Regions from separate parts of the Homo sapiens genome. Here region 1 is linked to region 2. The links are chromatin loops, found by intact Hi-C in ENCODE. Cell type or tissue: OCI-LY7. All regions are shown on one strand. Links, peaks and the distances in the headings refer to the core of each region. The heading gives the core; the rest is flanking DNA. Region 1 overlaps MIR3681HG (MIR3681 host gene). Region 2 holds the start of LOC124906141 (small nucleolar RNA SNORD18).

The links. Peaks named below come from ENCODE experiments on the same cell type or tissue, not always from the same donor. Only the 100,000 strongest peaks of a DNase experiment are listed, where the experiment ranks them.
Region 1: a loop joins it to region 2, with 6 times the contacts of the local background. A loop is called at or near these places in 3 of 110 quality-filtered maps.

Annotation. Positions count from the first base shown.
Region 1 is chr2:12,113,075-12,118,459 of GRCh38, reverse strand. The region is part of intron 2 of MIR3681HG (MIR3681 host gene); the gene reads right to left. Among named protein-coding and RNA genes, the nearest start is that of MIR3681, 83 kb to the left of the region's middle. In OCI-LY7, for the core only: a CTCF peak has its summit at 2,068 (motif pointing left); a DNase peak (open chromatin) is centred at 2,089; H3K4me3 peaks cover 976 bases.
Region 2 is chr2:12,029,554-12,034,938 of GRCh38, reverse strand. All of the region lies in intron 2 of MIR3681HG (MIR3681 host gene), which reads right to left. It overlaps LOC124906141 (small nucleolar RNA SNORD18), which reads left to right and starts at 4,567; the gene lies at 4,567-4,636. RefSeq lists an enhancer at 275-324. In OCI-LY7, for the core only: a CTCF peak has its summit at 2,372; DNase peaks (open chromatin) are centred at 438, 1,548, 2,318 and 2,898; H3K4me3 peaks cover 3,037 bases; H3K27ac peaks cover 4,439 bases.

The DNA of each region.
Region 1 (5,385 bases), core at 98-5,097, 84 kb before region 2:
CAGGGATGAGAAGTAATGCTTTATATTCACTTTCACATGTCCATGGTGGAAATGGCCACCAACTAGTCTCCAGCTGTGAGGTTGTCTCTGTAAGATTCTTAATGGTCATAGAGCCAAAGCAACTGCACTATTCAAGAAGCACATTTGAAAAACATTAGAAGAAACCTAAAACATTTGGCCAGGTGCGGTGGTTCACATGTGTAATCCCAACACTTTGGGAAGCTAAGGCCGGTGGGTCATTTGATCGAGACCAGCCTGGCCAACATGGTGAAACCTTCTCTCTGCTAAAAAAAATAGACAAAAATTAGCCAGGCATGATGGCACACGTGACTGTAGTCCCAGCTACTCGAGAGGCTAAAGCAGGAGAATTGCGTGAACCCAAGAGGCAGAGGTTGCAGTGAGCCGAGATGGCACTACTCCTCTCTAGCCTAGGCGACAGGGTGAGATTCCACCTCAAAAAAAAAGAAACCTAAAACATTTGACTTTAGTAGGTTCCTCCTCAGCAATCCTAGCATTTGATTTAAGTTCACACTCCCCTTAGCTTTTGTTCACACAAAGCAAATCCAAGCAGCAATGTATAAAGCTGTGCTCCTCCTGCCCCTCTGTCTGGATAGATGCCCTGGATCACTCAACTGTATCCTGTGCCCATCCCAAAAACTCACATGAACCATCCCCTAATGAGGAAAGGCCAGCTGGGACCTTGGCCTCTACCTACCATTTACTAATCTACCATTGAAATGTTTTAGAGGATAGAATTTTTCTGACACTTTTACTTTTGACATTGATTAAAATTGCAATGAGATGATGACATACCTTGTGAAAACCTTCAATATGTATTGGAGCTTTTGCTTTTCCTGCCTCAGATGTGATCTGCAGCACCTTTGAGATATACTTTTTAAATGCTATAAATATCTCATTGCTATGGATATAGGATAGCCATATCCATGGAAGACACCGCTTACATAGCTAACAAACGTGACTTTCCTTGTTTGGTTAAGGCCTTCAATGACCCAGAACCTAGAAGAAAAGCATGTAACCAAAAGCACCCCAGCAGAACAGAATCACGTATCTTTGATGAGAACTGGGGAAGGAGTCATATGATTCTAGCCTCTGGCATATGTTAACGCACCTGTGACCTTGCACAAGCCATTCCCTTTCCTGGACCTCAGTTTCCCTATTGAGTTAGATTTGATAGTCTCAAAAACCTTTTTCCAATTCTAAATTACATTTTTATCAATGAAAAACTTTTGACTATGGAGGAAAAGTACTTTACTTGATTGCAATCACAGCTATCACTAGCTGGTGATGTTGATTAAGTCTCAGCCTCTTTTTTTTTTTTTTTTTTTTGGAAAATGGGGAGGTAACCATTTACTGAGCAGAGCTCAGATATAAAGCAGAGTGTCTGAAACTTCTAGGGGCTCAATAAAGCAAAAAGTAAAACCAGCTCTCATTTATTGAGTGCTCCTAGGTACTGGATGCTTTATATGCATTATTTGGTTAATCAACAACTTAAATTTCTCTGGAACTAAAGAAATGAATTGACATACTTTTTAAATCCTCATAATACAGCAATTTTACAAATGAGGAAAGGTGATTGGGAGGATTTGAATTCTAAGGAACACACAAATAAGCAAAAGTGGGCTAAGGTCTTGAACTAGAGATGCCCCGATTCCAAAACACTGTCTGATGGCAGAGACCTTCCTAAGGCTGAGTGCCAGCTCCCTGCAACATGTAAGAGAGTCCCTTAGTCCCCACGTGCCTCCCCCGGCCCCACCTTCTTCCATCTGTTTCTCAGCGAATTACCCTGAAGAGTAAATTAATTGAGAATTAGGAAAGCACCTTGTAAACTGTGAAACACACACGCAAAAGTGAACTGCTATTAATATTGAAATGACTTCTCACATGCTGAAAAAGGACTTACATTATCACAAAGAATCCTCGTTAAACCTTCAATACGTAAGAATCCCTTTCTTAACCCAGAGTTTCAATGAAACTCTCTTTTAGACCTGTGTGGTGAAGTGAGGGGGGAGGGGGTGGAGGAGGGAGACAGCACAGCACCTGTGCCCATCCGTGACCACCTCCAGGTCTGGGCACTTTGCATAGCACCTCCTGGAGGCCTCACCACCACCTGATGCAGAAGCTGGGGGTGAGGCCACTTTGCAGTTCACAAAGCACAGGCATTGTCCCAAACCACACAACTACTAAGTGGCAGAGTTGGGTCCTAAACCAACTTGTGGCTGAAGTTTGCCATCAGGTAATGGGGTCTCTAAAGCCCTCTTGAAACATCCACTGGATTCATTCAACACGAGACTTTGTAAAGCAATGGCTTCCTTGGTGTTGTTTTGAGAGAGCAAAATCTTAATCAGTTCATACGTGTGGCCATTGCATCCATTAAAATGTGATTTCAGGCCTGGTGCAGTGGCTCATGCCTGTAATCCCAGCACTTTGGGAGGCCAAGGTGGGCGGATCACGAGGTCAGGAGATCGAGACCATCCTGGCTAACACGGTGAAACCCAGTCTCTACTAAAAATCCAAAAAATTAGCCGGGCGTGGTGGCAGACGCCTGTAGTCCCAGCTACTCAGGAGGCTGAGGCAGGAGAATGGCATCAACCCGGGAGGCGGAGCTTGCAGTGAGCCGAGATCGCACCACTGCACTCCAGCCTGGGCGACAGAGCGAGATTCTGTCTCAAAAAAAAAAAAAAAAAAAAAAAGTGATTTCAGCATTTACTTCCAGCAAAAGAACCCCAGAAAACTGTTGCTCCATTCAGTCCAGGGAAGGATCTTCCCTGAATTCCAGGCACCTCTGAACTCCTAAGGATTTCCATCCTGGGAACCCTTTTCCCAAGGAGCTTGTGAGCAACACAGCCGTTATGGGAATGGCTTAGGTACTTGGGTTCATGGCACCACGACTGCAGTAAATAGCAGTGGTTACTCTCCCCATTAGAGGAAAGGCCCAGTGCTACTACACAGCCCCCAGTCCATTAAGAGGAAATGTAGGTCATCTCTGATTTCAACAGACAGTGTGATCCTCAGTGGTAAAATAGTGAAATGAACCACCTCAAAAAATGCATTTCCCATCCACAACCCTACCCATAGCTAAAAGACAAGATGAGACCTGTCTTTGCAAAAAATGTAAACATTTTTTGATGCTCATTCTGTCCATTGCTATTCCAGGTACTGTGAGAGTGGCAAAGATGCATGAACTTGCTCCCTGCCCTGAAGGAGCTCCTTCTTAGTGGATTGGGTGGAGGTAGGACACAGGCAGCACTTCCTTATGGGCAGAGCATAAAGGGTGGGTGGGAGCAGAGGGAAAGTGCAAAACAGGGTAGAGAAGTAGAAGCTAATCATGGGAAACCTTCTGATTGATAGCAAAGTCCTGAGCTTGATCCCCAAGGCATATTCAGAAGCTACAGTAGGGCTTTCTGCCAAGACCTCCCTAGGCATGTCTCTATTCTGCATTCATTGTACTCTCATACATATATGAATGATATGTATGAGCCATGTGGCTTCTAGCTGGGTTCATGTTTCATCAGATCCTTAAAGGATTCCCCAAATTTATGGGTGTATCTCACCCATGCATGAAGATCTTCATGGGGCAAAGGTGTCCAGCAAGCCCCAAAGCGTCCCAGGGCTGTAAGTACCTGCCCATCTTTCATTTAAGGGTCACCCAACCTCATCTTCTGAATGTCAAGGAGTCTTCTTCTTGCCTATACCAAGGCTTGGTCTTGGCTTGGCTGGGTTTGCAGGTGAAATTTCTCCAGCACAGCAGCTATTCAGAATAGATGTCATCAAATCTGAGAATCACAGGACTGCAAGGCCAGTGGCCACTGGGCTTCCCTTCATGTGCTGCTGATGGTTTCCTCCTAGAGGCTCCTCCACAAGGTCCAGCTCTACCAGGAGCTGACATTTGCCTTATGCTTCCCATCTTGGGAGAAGGGAGCCTGTATGGAGGTAGCAACATTCTCTCGACTCTTGACCAGCTCAACTGTTGGACGATTGTTCTTAATGCTGAGTTGAAATCCATCTGCTGGCAATCTGGATTTGTTGGTCTTAGTTTTAAGGGACATACAGAATGTGCTGACTTCCTCTTCAACACGACATGTTTATTTATCTGATTAACCCTAGAACTGTGAGGTCCTCAAGGGTGGAGATGATGTCTGATTTGTGTTGGAACCCCCACAATCAGCACAATGCCTAATCTATAACAAGCACTCAATAAATGTTGGCTAATTAATGGTATGCAAATGATACATGAGATTAATAAATGTATTCCTGATAAATTATGCTATGTGAATGTAAAAGCAACATTTGTAAGAAGCATTTATGTCTGATAACATCTTTTCATCTTACCTTTCATGACTATTTTTTGACTATACATAAAAAATTCTCAATAGTAAAATTTTTTCATCTTTCAGCTAAGAACTTCCCCTATAAGTAGCCCCAATTCAGACTGAAATTTTCCATTTGGGAGGGAGAAGACATGATATTCTCAGAGCCCATTTTCCTTCACAACATGGGTCAGTGTCTCAAATTAGCACTTTCTCACCTGGGAAGAAAACTAGACTCTGAGGAAATGGAACAGAGGGCAAAGCCATTTGCCCAGATAAATGGAGGTGAGAGATGCCCAGAGGAGGTGACCTTCCTTCATTACCTCTTTGTCATGCCTTTCCTGTGTTCCCCAGAGAACAGGCTTCTCCCTTCTCTGTGCCAACATATTATCTTTCAGCTACTCCCCTCCATGCGGCCACCTTTCCTGCCACATGCTAATGATCTGCCATAAGTCAGTCTCCTACAGCAGAGGAGTGAGCTCCTTAAGTGCAGGGCACTCTCTGTGTCTGGTTTATCTTTGTGTCCTTAGCCCAGCTCAGGGCCTGGCATACTAAATAGCAAACTAGATTCTCCCTGTGCATGCACTTAGAATTAATTTATGCCCTGCCAAAAGCAGCCAACCATGGCTGTGTGTCTGCCCTTCAGAAGTGAGAATGTTTGCCAGGTGCTCCCAAGGGCAGGTTCTTATTTCTTTGTAATATTTCCACAAATGAAGAAATTTTCATTCCCAATAAGTATATCCCCATTGACTGCCAGGGCTTGCAGTTTTGCCTTCTCCTTTTGAAAACTGCACACCCACTACTTCATTCAGAGGGCCTGGAAGACATCAGCTTGACCATTTGCACACATTAAGCAAAGCCATGCAAATCACATCATGTCACTTTGCTTCTTTGACTCTCCCACTTGAAATAACATCCAAACTCCTGACTGGGGCCCACAAGGCCCAGCACGATCTGTCCCTGCGTCCTTCCCAGCTTCATCTCCTGCTACCTTGGCCTTCTGCTCACGAAGCCCCAGGCACATTTAGCCTCTGCTGGTTCCTAGAACATGCCAAGC
Region 2 (5,385 bases), core at 335-5,334:
TTTCTGTGTTTCTGTCTTGCCAAGACCCAAAAATGAAAACCAATTTTTGTCCATAGAAGGTGTCTGTTAAAGGACTTGAAGTGAGTCCAGACAAAGGCAGGTTGTGAGCTATTAAAGTGTCTTGCCCAATATCTGCCAATAATGGCCATCAAGGCTCCTCACACAGCATCTGCCCACGTTATTATAATCGGGCTGCCTGTGCGTCACCTGATGAAGACCGCAGCTTGGGACGACTGGATGGGGTGGGACCAAGATATTTACAGAGATGAGAGAGGGATGTTGGAAAATTCACTCTCCTCCACACCACAAGAAGGTTTAAAGATCCAAACCAAACCAGAGCTCGTTCAAGTGTTAGGAGATGTAAAATAATGTGGTTTGGGGTGCACAAACGTTTTTAGCTATAAATACCTTCTAGATTGTTCCAATGCATTGAGCCAAAACCTAAATGCTGTGAGGTTTCAACCAACCGAATGGTTCCTTAAATAAACACCATGCAAGGACAAAAACTACCAAAGTGAATTTGAAAGAGCAGAGACTGACTCTAAATGGATGACCTGAGTGAGGACGGTGTGTCCAGGCCTTCCATAGCAAGTGTTAGCTGGGGGCCTTCGGCAGGCTGGGCCCTGGTCAAACTCATTCAGCTCCACACCTGTGTTCACCCTTCCACCAGGAATCCCATGAGAAGGACACTGGTGCCCTGCACTGTAAAAAGGAAAAACCCCAAACTCCAAAAAGTTTAAGAAAATCAGCTCCCAACTGGAAGTTGCTTCGGTCTGACTCCAAAGCCTACCATCCTCCACATGGGACCCACTGCCCCCATTCCATGGGTGTGTTCCTCCATTGGTGTTACCTCTTCAGGGCAAAGACACTGTCCCCTTTACCTAACGCTTCTCAGTGCCAAGTGGCATCTGGGATATTGGACATTGTCTGAGTTTCCTGGGGCTACCATAGCAAATCACCATAGACCTGATGGCAATACACAGCAGACATTTATTCTCTCTCAGTCCTGGAAGTTAGAAGCCTAAAACCCAGGTGTCTTAGGCTTGGTTACTACTGCGGGCTTTGAGGGAGAATCCACGTCCTGCCTCTCTCCTGGCTTCTGGGGATTTACCACAAGTCCCTGATGCTCCTTAGCTCATGGACACGTCACTCCCACCTCTCCCTCCATCTTCACGTGATGTCCTCTCTGAGTCTGGGTTTATGTCTTTCCTCTTCTTCTTAGAGGGGCAGCGGTCATATGGAATTAGGGCTCATCCTGATTTCATATGACATCATCTTAATTTCATTATACTTGCAAAGACCCAATTTCTAAATCAGGTCACATTCACAGGCACCTGGGGCTAGGACTCCAGCATACTTTTGTTGGGACAGAAGTCAACCCGTAATAGAGATAATAAATTCATATTTCTTGAATGAATCAAAAACCAAAAAGATCCTGCAGTGGACGCAGTGCTCTGGGAGCCTCTCTGAGCACATCAGGTCCCTGAACATTGCTGCTCTATCTTCCTCCCATGGCCTGAAGAAACCAGTCAGGCTGCCAAAACTCGCACCATTCTGAGACCTCCTGTGTCTTGACGGAATAAGAGAAATCTTTTCACCTATAAGGCATCACACCCCATTCCCTTTCCCCCTAAAAAAACGAGGACACTTTTACAATGCCACAATGGAGGCAGAAGCTTCCAGAAAGAAAGCATCACACCCATTCCCTTTCCCCCTAAAAAAGCCAGGACACTTTTACAATGCCACAATGGAGGCAGAAGCTTTCAGAAAGAGTAAATACATGAATCTAAGAGCCACTTTTTGACCTATGACTCAGAGTACAGAAAGAATGCTTGGTATCCTGAAAAAAATTCACTCAGCAGGAGTAAACACTAAACCTCATCAATTTTTTAAAGGTAGCAATTACTTGTATAATACCTATCAACCAATGACATTAAAAAGAAAGTAGTGGAAGCTTAGACTTCCACTACTCTGGCTATAAAATCTTTTTTGTTTTGTTTTTTAATAACTGATTTTTCAAGAATGTTATACTTATAAACACATATACATTTTATGTCCTACCTCCAAGATAGCTCCAAATGAGAATGTTACTAGCCAAGAAGCTAACATCAACAAAAATGCATAAAAACTGGTTAATAAAGCCCACATTAAGGGAACAGTAGAAAGTAGCTAAGAAAATGTAAATTCATTCAGGAAATAAGCATTTGCATGTACTGTTAAATATAATTTCCACCAGGTGCATGAAGCACATGAGTAATTATAGGCCAAGAAAAAAAAAAGTGATAACCTTTTCTCCGCATGGACGCCACCTCCTTTGGTTATGAGGCAGTGCTTTGAAGAGTTAAATGCCCTCTGCAAATGCCAGGGGGTGGTGTTGCTGTTGCCTAAACTGTTCCTCCTCACAGCCTGGGCTGCATACAAAGCAATTGCATAGGAGATATCTTACCCTCCCTTTTCTTTCATCTCTGTGGAAATACATGTTTCATTTAAGCCTGTGGTGCTTGGAACTTGTTCCAAGGAACCCCACGTTCTAACAGCAAAATCAAAGAATGCTTGTCTTTTCCCAGCTTGCAGGGAGAACAATAAGTAAACGAGTAGAAATTTCTCACTGTTATGTGTTATTCTATAATTTTTTGTTAAGTGTTATTCTATAATTTTTTCCTAAGTGTTTGGAACTCACTGTCTCTAGCCTACTAGGAAGTCCTGGAGATGACCAAGCAAGCCAGCATCACACCACCCCAGGGTCCCCACAGTGCCACGTGCAGGCTACCCCTCACTGCCTGCCAGGAGGGGTAATGCCAGCTTGCATTTGGTTATCAGTACCCCCACCCCACTCTGAGGGCGATGACAGCAGGGCCCCTCTGGGCACTAGTGCGTGTCCCAGGTCTTGGCACCTGTGTGCTGGCAGTGAATGTTTGCTGTAAGAATGAGCAGATAAAAATGCAAATAAAAACCACAATGAGATATCACCTTGCACTCATGTGAATGGTCACTATCAGAAAACGCACACACACACACAGACACATACATAAAATAACCATTGGCAAGGATGTGGAGAAGCTGGGACTCTTGTGCATTGCTGGTAGGAGAGTTAAACGGTGCAGCCATTGTGGAAAGCAGTATGGCGGTTCCTCAAAAGATTAAATACAGAATTTCCACATGATCCAGAAATTCCACTTCTGGGCATATTTCCAAAAGAACTGAAAGCAGGGTCTCACACAGACACTTATGCATTCATATGCACGGCGGAATTATTCACGATAGCCAACAGGTGGAAGCAACCCAAGTGTTCATCGGTGGATCAACAGAGAAACAAAATGTGCCACATACATCAGTGGAATATTATTCAGTCTCCAAAGGGAAAGAAATTCTGACACACCACAATACAGATGAACCTTGAGGACATTATCTTAAGTGGAGTAAACCAGTCCCAGAAGGACAAATATGGCATGATTGCACTTACGTGAGGTACCTAGAGCCGCCAAATTCATAGACACGAAGAGCAGAATGGTGGTTGCCAGGAGTCGGAGTGAAGAATGAGGAACTATTATTAAATGGGGACAGGGTATCAGTCTGGGATGATGAAAAGACTTGTGGAGATGGATGATGATGGTTGCACAACAATGTAAATGTACCTAATGCCGCTGAGCGGCACACTTAAAAATGGTTAAGTTGTAAATTTTATGTTAGGAATAGTTTACCAAAATTATTTAAAAAGAAGCAGATGATGAATGTCAACATTGAATGCATTGTCTCATAAGCACATGGCTTCTAGCAGCCCCATCACCTAACAAGCTTTAGAAATTTGACTGCAGTTAGTAAACTACAACTGGTAGGTATTTTAAGAATGTTAATTTAAAAAAACAACTATAACTTGTTTTTAATACAGAGATCTAGAAAGCCGGAAAATTTTGGCTTATCATCCCACCACTCAAATAATCCCAAGTGATCTTTTTTTTTTTTTTTTTTTTTTTTTTTGAGATGGAGTCTCGCTCTGTCACCCAGGCTGGAGTGCAGTGGCACGAGCTTGGCTCACTGCAAGCTCCGCCTCCCAGGTTCACACCATTCTCCTTCCTCAGCCTCCCAAGTAGCTGGGACTACAGGCGCCTGCCACCACACCCAGCTAATTTTTTGTATTTTTAATAGAGACGGGGTTTCACCACGTTAGCCAGGATGGTCTCGATCTCCTGACCTCGCGATCCACCCGCCTTGGCCTCCCAAAGTTCTGGGATTACAGGCGTGAGCTACCGCTCCTGGCCCCAGTTGACCCTATTTTTTAAGGTTAAAAATAATACCCTGCACTGGATGAGGCTGCTCAGTGGTGTGCAATGTTATAAAATGAAAAGTACATACATCTTTCCATTCTTGGTCCCTCCCCCAAACAATAATCACTATCATCAGATACTTAATGCATCCTTTTAAGAACAGCAACAATACACACTATGCTTAGACTTAATGTTATGCTGACACATACGAATGCATTTATAATTTTTAATTTTCACTTGGCATGTTTACCTTTACATTGTGTTTTTACACATTTTATTTTATATTTACATTTTTAAAATGTGTGTATGATGAGATTTCACTTCATGGTCTGTGTTTCTGAAACACATGATGTTGTGGAAGTTCTGATTTGTGGGGGGGAGATTATACAATTTGGTCCATATGATGTCCAAATTTACAGTATTTTAAATCTTCCCCTGAAAATATTTTTAGAGATTTTTCCATATTAAGATACATGAAGCTACCTGATGACTGTTTAATATTCCTGATTAAACATTTAGACTGCTTCCAAGCTTGTTTTCCTTTTGTTTTTTTTTTCTTCATTCTAGCAAGTATTCATAGCAATGAAATTTGTAGATCAAAATATGAGCAATTTGTATTTTAACAAACATTGGCAAATTACAATCCATAATAGTAGCAACAACTTGCACCCCCATAATTTGTGAGAATAGATGTTCTCCACCCCATCAGCCAGTCACTAGCAGCACTTCCCATGAGCCAGTGTTTTAATGTTTACCTTCCTAAGGAAAAAACACGGTGATTCATAATTTTTATTTGCATCGCGTTAACTAAGAGATATATTGAACACCTTTTAAATGTACTTGTTCATATTTCTTTATTGGGTTTTCTATTAATTTATAAATGTCTTATTGGTGGGCTTTTTAAAGATGAAGAAAATTAGCCTTTCATTTGTCGTATTTGTTGCAGATCCATTCCCCAGATTTGTTTGTCTTCCTTTGTTTGAACTCTTCTGTGCCAAACAGAAATGCAAAATTTGTATATAGTCATATGTGTATATCTTTTCTTTTATAGCTTCTGGGTTTTCTATGCTGCCTAGAAAGACTTTCCCTTCTCCAAGTTTAAAAATAAATACACTGAAAC